Linked DNA regions of Homo sapiens: region 2 is linked to region 1. A link is a contact called in ENCODE Hi-C or POLR2A ChIA-PET data. All regions are on one chromosome and are shown on one strand. The core of a region is the stretch at or near the end of the contact, and the rest is flanking DNA. Distances in the headings are between cores, read along the strand shown.

Region 1 (4,796 bases), core at 1,303-3,802:
TTACAGCATACTCATATCATTAGTATCATACAACCATTAAAAGAAATCAATTCGGTTCTTATTAAGGACTTCCCTTGAGCTAGGCCCTCTTTTGATCCTCACCACAACCTTATGTGGTAGGTGGTAATAATTTTACAGGGTAGGAAACTGAAGCACAGAGAGTTTTTAAAAACGTACCCAAGGCCTCACAGAACTACATTCAAAATCTCTCTATTTTCTCTTTATGCCAGTAGATTTGGAGACATTTTGAAATATATTGTTCATCAGTATGAAAATCTTAATACAGAGAAGTATATAAAATAAGATCACAGTATTATAAAACAAATGACTCCCTAAACTTGTATACACACACACACACACACACACACACATATCACAGGATGCTATATATCTAGAATAGGTTTCTACTCCAGAAAAGAAGGTTAAATATTAGGTTGTTAACATTTTAACTTTTGGAAGAACTACATTTACTATTCATGGTAAAAAAATTATGGATATAATTTCATAAAGCTATGTATAAAGGAATGAACACCTTTCATGATTATCTGATGGGGGATAGATTTTATATGATTTTTATTTTTACCTTTGTTTTTAATTACTTAACTATTTTTTTAAATGAGCACAGATAATTGAGGGAAGGGGAGACTATATCCATTGTGGGAAAAATTTACATTAATGGAGACATAATAATGACAATCTTATAAATTCGCCTCAAGACTATGTCTCACATGTCTCTAGAACTCAAAACAAATTAATGCTAACAAGAAAAGGTTTAGTTATTACATATAAGACTTAAAATGTAATGCTCCAAACATCAGGTCTTGAAAGTGAGGGAAGAGAGAGACCCTCTCATATTGTTTTATACTCAGTACCTGTTTTAAGAAAAAAACAAGGAAGTGAAATCAAAGACAGGCAGCCCGGCGCCAGGCCCAAAATCAGACCTGGGCCTGCCTGGCCTAAACCTAGTAGTTAAAAATCAACTCATGGCTTAGAAACCGATGTTATTCATAGATTCCAGGTATTGTATAGAAGAACATTGTGAAACTCCCTGCCCAGTTCTGTTTCTCTATGACCACTGGTGCATGCAGCCCCTGTCACGTACCCCTTGCTTGCTCAAATCAATCACGACCCTTTCATGTAAAATCTTTAGTGTTGTGAGCCCTTAAAGGGGACAGAAATTGTGCACTCGGGGAGCTCGGATTTTAAGGCAGTAGCTTGCCAATGCTCCCAGCTGAATAAAGCCCTTCCTTATACAACTCAGTGTCTGAGAGGTTTTGTCTGCGGCTTGTCCTGCTACAAAAGCAGGGTGTTTTTAGCAGAAGTAAAATTCAGTCTATATTTCAGTGTATGCAGACCTCTCAAGCAAGCAGTTTCATTTAAAAAATTGGTGACGTATTTCTCACATTAACAAATTTGAAGTAAATTTAACAGTGTGTTTCACCTATTGAATAGGAAATGGTAAGAATTTATATATAGATTCTATGTAAATATTTATATACTTTAAATGAATTTTGCCATAAACAAGCTGTACTTACATTACTTTTAATGATATTGATTAAATTGTAAATTCCTGAGGGGATTCATAGTATCACGTTATCATTTAAGAGATTTTTTTCTTTTTTGATTCTGTTCTCCCTGGCTATCATCATCTTGGCATTATGCAGACTTTGTGGTGCAGAGAAATAGTGGACCCAGGTCCCAAAGTTCTCCCTGAATGGCAGAGCATGCATAAGAGGCAGATCTAAAAGTGATGAGGCAGAACAGATATGATCACAGGGCAGAAGCCTCACAGAAGCAGGGGAAACATCCCTGTTTGGAGTTGGGAGTGGGCAGGAGAATTTCTGTTGCTATCCATTTGGAGAGAAGGCTGCAGGAGAAGGGCTATCCTCAGGGGAGGCCCAGGATTCCTGTAGGGCCTGGAGGTGAAGAGACTTCTAAGACAGGATGAGGATGCAGGAAGTTGATTAGCAAGGGATTAGGATTCCAAAGGCTGCAGTGGAAGGGGCTGTGATGCAGGATAATTGTGGGAGTCACCAAAGCTGAGAAAATGCAGAAGGGCGTAGGGAACTAGACAAGGTAGGAGGTCTGAGCTGGGATTAGGCACTTGCCTTTCTCCCTGTAAAGGAAAGTTATGATTAGTAGCGACTGGCCTCCACCCAACTAGGTACAAATTATATTGGTGCCATAACTGCCTAAGGGTCCCAGGCACTTGGACCTGCCTCCAGTATTTGTTATATGGGCATGGTGACAGTGGTGGAGCAGAAGGGCAAAGTCCCCCAGGAGGCTCACTTGAGTTCTGGGTTGATGAGTACTGTTGTGCTGAGCCTTTGTATTCTCACCGTCTATATAATCACTTACAATGATTATTTTGTGAATATAAAACATCTACTCTCTGGTTATGAGTTAAACTCTTCAGACTCAATTTCTGGGGATTTTTGGTTTTCTTCCCTGAATTCAGGACATGCCCTACTTCAACTTGGGATGCGGACTGCTAGAGTGTTGTGGTTCTGTCATACTTGGCTGTGAGTGAGACTCATTTCTTTGAGCTCCCTTTGTTTTGTGAAGCTCAGTGTTCCAAGTTCTCTCGTCCCTAAGGTCCTTGGCTGATGACTGCTTCGTAACCACATTCTTCTAGCCAACATGATGTAAACTAACAGAGCTTGCCAGTAGCTCTGTGATCTCTGAGAGATCACTTTAAGAAAAAAGGCTGAATTCATTGACTCACAAAACCAGTCTTTTGGCATACATGGAAGCCAATGAAGAAAGTATGTGAAAAGACAAGTTGCAACAATCCATTCTTAAGAGCCATTGTTGGCCCTTTCTAAATTTCTGTTCTTTTAACTTTTGAAACTGCTGTCTTTGTATCTGAAAACATTAAGCTATTATGAACTAGAATTTGCCAATGCCAAATTGAAAGCAATTTTATGAGTTTAAAATGTCATTGCCAATAAAACGTTACCAAATACTTTCTTTTAGTATTTCAGTGTAGAGTTGAAACATTTCTTTAGATACAGGCAGGGGAAGTTCATTTTTGAAGATATAAGTTATGAGCATTTTAAGAGGGACAATCACGACCTAGCTGAGGTTTTCATGGATCTAGTTTTGATGTGACTTTCAATCTTAGGTTATTTTGATCTTTTCTTTCTATTTCTTAAATTAAGTTGCTTTGCAAACAACTACATATTTAATGGTCTCAGAATAGGTAAATAACATGGTCATTTTATGGGCTGCTATTGGACATTGTTCTAATATCCCCAAACTCTACTCCTATCTAATTTTCCTACCTGTCTGGATGGCACTAGGCTTAGAATAAGATTTTTTTTTTAACCATGGTCATAGTAATATTCGTCCATGTTTCTCTTTCGTGATCCCTACTTCAAAATGCCAAACCCAAATATTAGTCTCTTGGCCTTTTGTTTATTGTTCTTATGAAAATTGCATAGCTTATCTGTGCTAAAAGGGTAGACTTTAAAATTTATTTTCTCCCATGAGGTTTATAAAACATGACTAAATGAAACTCATGTTTTAGCTTTTGGAATGGGAAACAAATTGGAATATTGGGATATAATTCTTTCCCATTTAATGAAAGTATGACTAGACTTTTGACCTACACTGATTCAGGAAAGTGATATTAAGGCAAAATGTTTTAAGTAATTAGCTCTCTTTCTCAATTTGCGATTTTTTTTTAAAAAAGAAGAAACTTTGAAAAATTAAAGACAGATACTAAATATTAACTATAAAAGGATTTCAGTATGAGGGATAATAAATGTTTGAAAGATTCCAAGACAGATAAAGTATAAGAATTGCATGGATAAGTAACTTTTAATTCATAATATAAGTGACATTTTCTTATTTACATTTACGTGAAAGTCTAGTCATACTTGCTTTAAATGAAATCTAATCGAGTACTTACAGATGAAGAACGCTAAGTGTAACTTTATATTTGGTCTTAGATGATTCATTAGAAAATCCTTGATTTATAGATAAGCAAATTGTCTCTAAGAGACTGGAATATTTTTTAAAGCTCCCCAAATTTTTAGGGCCAAAACCAGAGTTTCAACATAGTTCTCTGGATTATTAGACATCATTAAATTAAACTTTTTTTTCTAAAATATACATAGTGGAAAGAGGCTTCCATGAATTGCAGTAAGGTCTTTGTGCTGGTGCTTGAAGAGAGACCTCATGCTAGGAAATTCTTGCCTCCAGAAATTACCAATATATCATTTCCTGCAGTGACATATTAATTTGTCACTTTATTTGCCTTAATCAGTCCTACATGGATGGTCCAGTAGGCCTGAACTCAGAATGTAGTTTATACCAGCTTTTAAAAGGCATTTCTTTACCCTATCAAGTAGCATACCTATTAATAGGCATCTAAAATCATACCAAATTTATTTTCCATAAACAGCACATCCCAGCTTCTCAGGCCCACATTCTAAACAAGTAGCAAGTAAGTAGACTCTAGGTATAACCATTCCATTATTTACTATTGTCATGTCATCTTATAGAGAGATCTCTTAGACTCAACACAAAATATCCTTCTTTTTTATTTTTGTTGACCTTTCGACAGCCTTTGACTCCTGGCTTAGAAATCAGTTATAAGACAAAATGCAGTAGCTCAGTATTGATCCCCCTGTTACAGACGCTTATGCAGAAGCAGGAACTGAGGAGTAGAAGTATTCTCTTGTTGGATCAGAAAATATTTGCCAGTTCATTAAATAGGAATGTGTTCTGGACTTACTTTTGGATAAACAAGTTGCATTCATTTTTTTTCCCTCTCAGCCACGAAAAAGAAA
Region 2 (5,575 bases), core at 2,425-4,924, 160 kb after region 1:
ATTTATTTTTAGAGACAGGGTCTCACTCTGTCACCCAGGCTGGAGTGCAGTGGTATGATACATGGGCTCAAATGCAGCCTCAATCTCCTGGACTCAAGCCTCCTGAACAGCTAAGACTACAGGCGCACACCACCACACCTGGCTGATTTTTAAATTTTTTGTAGAGAGACAGTCTATGTTGCCCAGGCTGGTCTCAAATTCATGGGCTGTGATCCTCCAGCCTCAGCCACCCAAAGTGCTGGCATTACAGACTTGAGTCACCATGCCCAGCCGAGCAGTTTTAAAACTACTAACATTATCTGGATGGAATGGTAGAGATTAAAAAGAAGAAAAACAGAAAAAAACTACTAACATTTAAAAATCAAGACATTTCACCTAAAACTGCACTTTTTCCAGGTTTTCCAGAAAAATCAGTAATAATGGAAACCCTGGGTCTATATTCTATAAGGGCAACAATGGCTGGGGCTGAGAAGCTGCCTCCTCTCTAGAGCACTCTCTCCAGTTCACCAGTCCCCCATGCTGCCATCTAGCCAGCATCTTTCAATGCTTCCTTCTCAGCCTCTGCATTCAGGCTCATGATTCCTAACACAGAAAACAACCTAAAAGAGCAACAAAGATTGAGCCTTTGATCAACTAAGAAACAACTAACTAGAAGTAAAAGAGAAGACAGGCAAAGAGCAAGAACCAAAACAATACAGTTCAGCAGAGGATGGAGGAGATGGAAAAGGCAATGAGGCCTATTAACAACCTAAAAGTACCCTCTTCCTGTTATTTCTATTTTTAGAGACTAGGTTTTTCCATGTTGCCCAGGCTAGAGGGCAGTGGCACAATCATAGTTCACTGTAAACTTGAACTCTGTGGCTCAAGTGATCCTCCCACCTCAGCCTCCCAAGCTGGAAGGATAGGCGTATGCCACCATACCCAGCTAGTTTTTTTATTTCTTATTTTTTGTAGAAACGGGGTCTTGCTATGTTGCCCAGGATTGTCTTGAACTCCCATGTTGGCCTCTCAAAGTGCTAGGATTACAGGCATGAACCACCACACCCAGCGAAGAGCAACCTCTCTGATGAGGCTTCCTGACTCCCTCTCCCTATCTAAATCTGGCTCTCATAACTGTACTTGTCCCTTAAGACACTTACCAGAATTGGTAATCAAAAATTACTTTTGTCTAATTATGTGTTTCCTATCTGCTCTCCTTTCAGACTCCAAGGGCCCTACATAAGGAACAGTAGGAAAACCAAGTAGTCCAGAGTGGCTACAGGATAATAGAAATGCCTAGAACTGTGCTTCCCAGCAAGTAGAACAGAACAGTAGGTAATTGTTCATCCATGAATATACTGGGGCCAAATCTGTGAAATCCAGACTGGTAAAACTGTATTTAATTGCATAAGCAGAAGGGCACCTCTGTGAGATTCTGAGAAGAATGGCAGGCACTGAAGTAAAACCTTAGCGAGATTAACCTGGCAATCTTGTACAGAAACAATTCACACTGGGAAGAGGAAAAAGTGATTAACTTTGAGACTACTGTTGAAACCTGAATCCACAGGAAGAGGTTAAGGTTTGGGAGTGTGGGAGAACTTAGGTAAGTTTGAGAATCTAGAAGAATGATAGTGCCAAGAGAGACAAAGAGTAAGGGTTATACTTACGTGCAAATTTATTTTTCTTTTCCTTTTTTCCTTTTTTTTTTTTTGAGACAGAGTCTCACCCTGTCGCCCAGGCTGGAGTGCAGTGGCATGATCTCGGCTCACTGCAACCTCCCCCTCCCAGGTTCCAGCAATTATCCTGCCTCAGCCTCCCAAGCAGCTGGGATTACAGGGCCCTGCCACCACACCCAGCTAATTTTTTTGTATTTTTAGTAGAGACGGGGTTTCACTATGTTGGCCAGCCTGGTCTTGAACTCCTGACCTCAGATGATATGCCCGCCTCGGCCTCCCAAAGTGCTGGGATTACAGGTGTGAGCCCCCGCGCCTAGCCCTTAAGTGCAAATTTATATATGAGGTGCAACTGAGGCATTCAGAGGGTTGTGACCAGCATTAGAGCTCAGGGCAAGTCAGGTTAGACAAAAATTTGAGTTACCCTAAGACAGATGATTTGGGAACCAAAAAAAAAAAAAAGTCCAAGAGCTAAACTGGCACTGGGGTAAGGAGAGGCGGTGGAGAGTGGCATTAGAAAAGTAGGCCAGTACCGAAGAAGCCAAGGGAGGCCAGAGTTCAAGTGGGGCTGCCCAACACTGTCAACCATGGCCCAAGGCCTTTTTTCCTCTCAGAAACACTTTCCGTGGCACCCTATTCCCTTATACAGTTGTGGGTTAGGGTATTGTGGACTGGACCATCTTGGCCTCTGCTTTCTAGGATAATACCCACTTCAGGGCTGAGTCTGGAAAAGGCATCTCAGATCAAAGCCCCCAAAATGGTCCTGGCCTCACCTACAGAGTACTGCATCTTGGAACGTGGGGTGGAAGAAAGCCAAGCTGAATTGTGGAAATGACAGATCCTTTCCTAAGTCAGCTAACTTTAACAAACATGTCTTTCCAGTTTGTTTCTCTATTTGCTATTTGCTGACAACACTGAAAAAGCGGCAGTAACGATTACGTGTACTGATTTTCTTAGCATTTACTAAATCTCTCCATGAGCTGGTGCAAGGACAACTAATTTTAAGGTATTAAAAAAACAAACAGAAAAGCAACTCTTAAATGTATAACAAAAATTTACTGAGAATTAGGTCTGTGGATACAGTGTTAGACATCTAGACACTTTCCCCTGAAACTATTCTTCTTAAGTCAAGGAAACACCTCCATCCCTTTTCAGGAAACCCAGAAGGCAAACTCTAAGGCTTAAAGAATCCAGTAATTTAAGTCGTCCTTATTTTAAAGAAATAAGGACGGTTCTCCCTTCAAGTGGGCGCAGCTGCTACCTGGTATGACAGTACAGGGCCAGGCAGTGGGCTGTTTAAGGCGCATGCAGCCTAAAGATGATGGCTACCAGATTTCCTAGGCTGAGCTCAAAGCGCAGTGAGGGGTACTTTCAAAAAGTTAAACAATGTTTGCAAACATGCTCCCCCATGCCACGTTAAATGTCCCTCAACACTAGCCTGAAAGTTCCAAATGCCTATACTGACGCTGCAGCCATGCAAGAAAGCTGAATAAAATCACACCACGGGCAGAGAGAGGTGCAGCAACTGGCAAAGCACCTGTGTGTGCTGGCTGCACAAAACATGCCGCACAGTTCCGCTAAGCTAAATCTGTCCGTGTCCCCAGACTGCACCCAACTTTTAAGAAAGGAAAGAAACTGAGGCCAAAAGAATTAAAGTCGTGTGGGGACAAGCCTGAATTAAGAGCCAGAGTGGCAGAAAACCAGAGTGCTGCTGCAAAGAAGATGCTAGAGGGAGAAAGGAAAGACAGGGACGGGGGCTGGGGCTTGGGGAGGGCCAAGGTTGGGGTCTCACAGCGGCGCCTCTGAGCGCGACTCGAAACTTCGAGGCCAGCAGTCTCCACCCCCGGCCCTTTTCCCACTGTGGCGAGTGCCGCTGAAGAGCCTGCCCTTGGCCCCTCGCTCTCTCACTCACCTCGACATGAGCCTCCACATCTCGCGCTGCCCCATCGCCAAACACTCCGAAGCTAAAGCAGCAGAGCGAGAATCTCCCGGACCGTTCCAGCGCCTCGCGTGAGCCCCGCCCACCGCCGTCCTGCGCCGCCGGGCACAGATGACAAGTCCTCCAGGAAGCCAGAGCGACCGTTTCCGCTACGCGACGGGGAAGGGCGGGGCAAGAACGACGCCTGGAGGAAATAGTTGAGGGAGAGGAAGGGATCGGGGACCGGGCCAGGGAGAAGGCGGAGAGCGAGCTGAGGCGGAGCGGGAAGAGGGAGGATAGAACGGACTAGGGCGGATTCGCAGGAAAGGAGATTGCCCTCTAGAGGCTGTCTTAGCCCAAAGCGCAACCTGTTGTCTAGGCTTGGCCTGCCAATTTGACCAGCAGGGACTGATGTGAAAGACTTTTCTGGAATTTTAGTAATTTTTTATTAAAACGTAAACTTAGTATTCTTTGAGACTCAAGTAGAGGAATTACAGTTGATAAAGGACATCGATGTAGTTTATTCATTCCTAACCCAATACAGCCGAATTCCTTTAATATTAGGATTGAGACATTTTCATTTTTCTTGGGAAAAGTTACAGATCTCCCACTCTTCCTCAAAGACACACAAGAGTTGTCTGATTAAGACATAATAGATATGTCTTCCCAACTAAAGTAAAAGTTGCTGTTATCAGTGGAAGCATAATTACATTCAGAAAGTAGCTTACTCTTAAATGAAACCAACATTTAACTCAACTACTAGGATCCACTGTTAAATTGAGGAAAACGTTCCTCCGCTTCCAGATCCACCCAGATGTGTAGCAGAAGACATTTCATCGCCACTATTAAGTATTGACACATTTATCAGAAAGAAGAAATCCGGTGACAAATTTCAGAGAGGACACATGAAAGGAGTTATTCTTAGTACCTTGATATTTAAAGAGATACACTGTTGAGACTTTGATCAAAAATTACGTTGCTAACCTAGGTCAAATGTAATAACCAAATGCCCACTGAGAAGAGGACAGACAACAGACATCACAGAAGGAACTCCTTACCTGCAATTTGGTTTTTAACTGGCTACAGGACATCACCATCTGACATCACCATCATGCCTCATTCACTGCGCACAGAAATGAACCATTCATCTGACCTAGCATGGTTTACTGGAAAAAGCATGGGCTTTCCTGTTAGTCAGACTGAGATTCAAATCTTCCTTGCCGCCCTAGCTTCATGTGTGTGAAACCTGAGTCTCACAAGGCCTCATCGTTAGAAGGGCCCTGTGCTTGTTTTAATGCTGTGCTATTAATAATTTTTGAACAAGGAAACACAAATTTTCATTTTACACTAGGCCTGCAAATTATGTAATCAGTCCTACCCCTAGCACACTAATAGTTTAATGACCTTGAACAAATTATATAGCTTTTCAGAACCTCCATTTTCTCATCTGAAAATGGATGTGCTGATGATTAGAGGTGTTTGTGAAGATCCATTGAAATATAGAAATATGTGCATAAATTACTTAGGACTTCGTAGGTATCAAGACCTGTCAGTTATGCCACACCTTCCACCAAGCTGTCCTTCCTATTCCTAAATTCTCTATTTCTTCTAATGATGCTATCGTCTTCTGGCTTCCCGCTCTAGAAACCTCAGTCCTTTAAAGAAAATTATCTTAACATTCTATTTTGAAGATTTTCAAACATATAGCAAAATTATAAAAATTTAAAGCAAACGCCTATGTGCTCACCACATAGATTCTACCTAGATTTACATTTTATCTTGCTTTATTCCTTATCCCAAATACCTTATTTTTAAATGCATTTCAAAGTTAATTACAAGCATCGTTTTACTTCTCCCAAAATATGGCATGTGTCTTACTACCTAGAGTTAAATATTTGTTTACATATTTTCCCTTTTGAGACAAAATTTACATACAACAAAATGCACAAATCTTAAGTGTACATTCACTGAGTTTGACAAATGTATACACTTGTGTAACCAAAAT

The links. Hi-C counts contacts between places; a loop is a spot of excess contacts on that map. ChIA-PET counts read pairs that join two places held with the same protein, here RNA polymerase II (POLR2A). Pooled maps may share reads with other maps.
Region 2: a map with no recorded cell type shows a loop between it and region 1 (5-fold over the local background). The contact joins the promoter of HIBCH here to the enhancer-like site in region 1. A Hi-C loop is called at or near these places in 2 of 37 single-sample maps with no recorded cell type and 4 of 50 pooled maps. POLR2A ChIA-PET finds 5 or more read pairs at or near these places in 1 of 52 experiments (H1).

The regions. Positions count from the first base shown.
Region 1 is chr2:190,157,024-190,161,819 of GRCh38, forward strand. It overlaps a transcript of AKAP19 not described here. Among named protein-coding and RNA genes, the nearest start is that of AKAP19, 21 kb to the right of the region's middle. Within about 2 kb of position 2,553, at least 7 of the 41 ENCODE cell types and tissues checked have a DNase peak (open chromatin) inside an H3K27ac peak, as active enhancers do.
Region 2 is chr2:190,316,152-190,321,726 of GRCh38, forward strand. It overlaps HIBCH (3-hydroxyisobutyryl-CoA hydrolase), which reads right to left and starts at 3,675. Exons shown (of 14, transcript NM_014362.4): 1 at 3,565-3,675. The coding sequence starts at 3,599.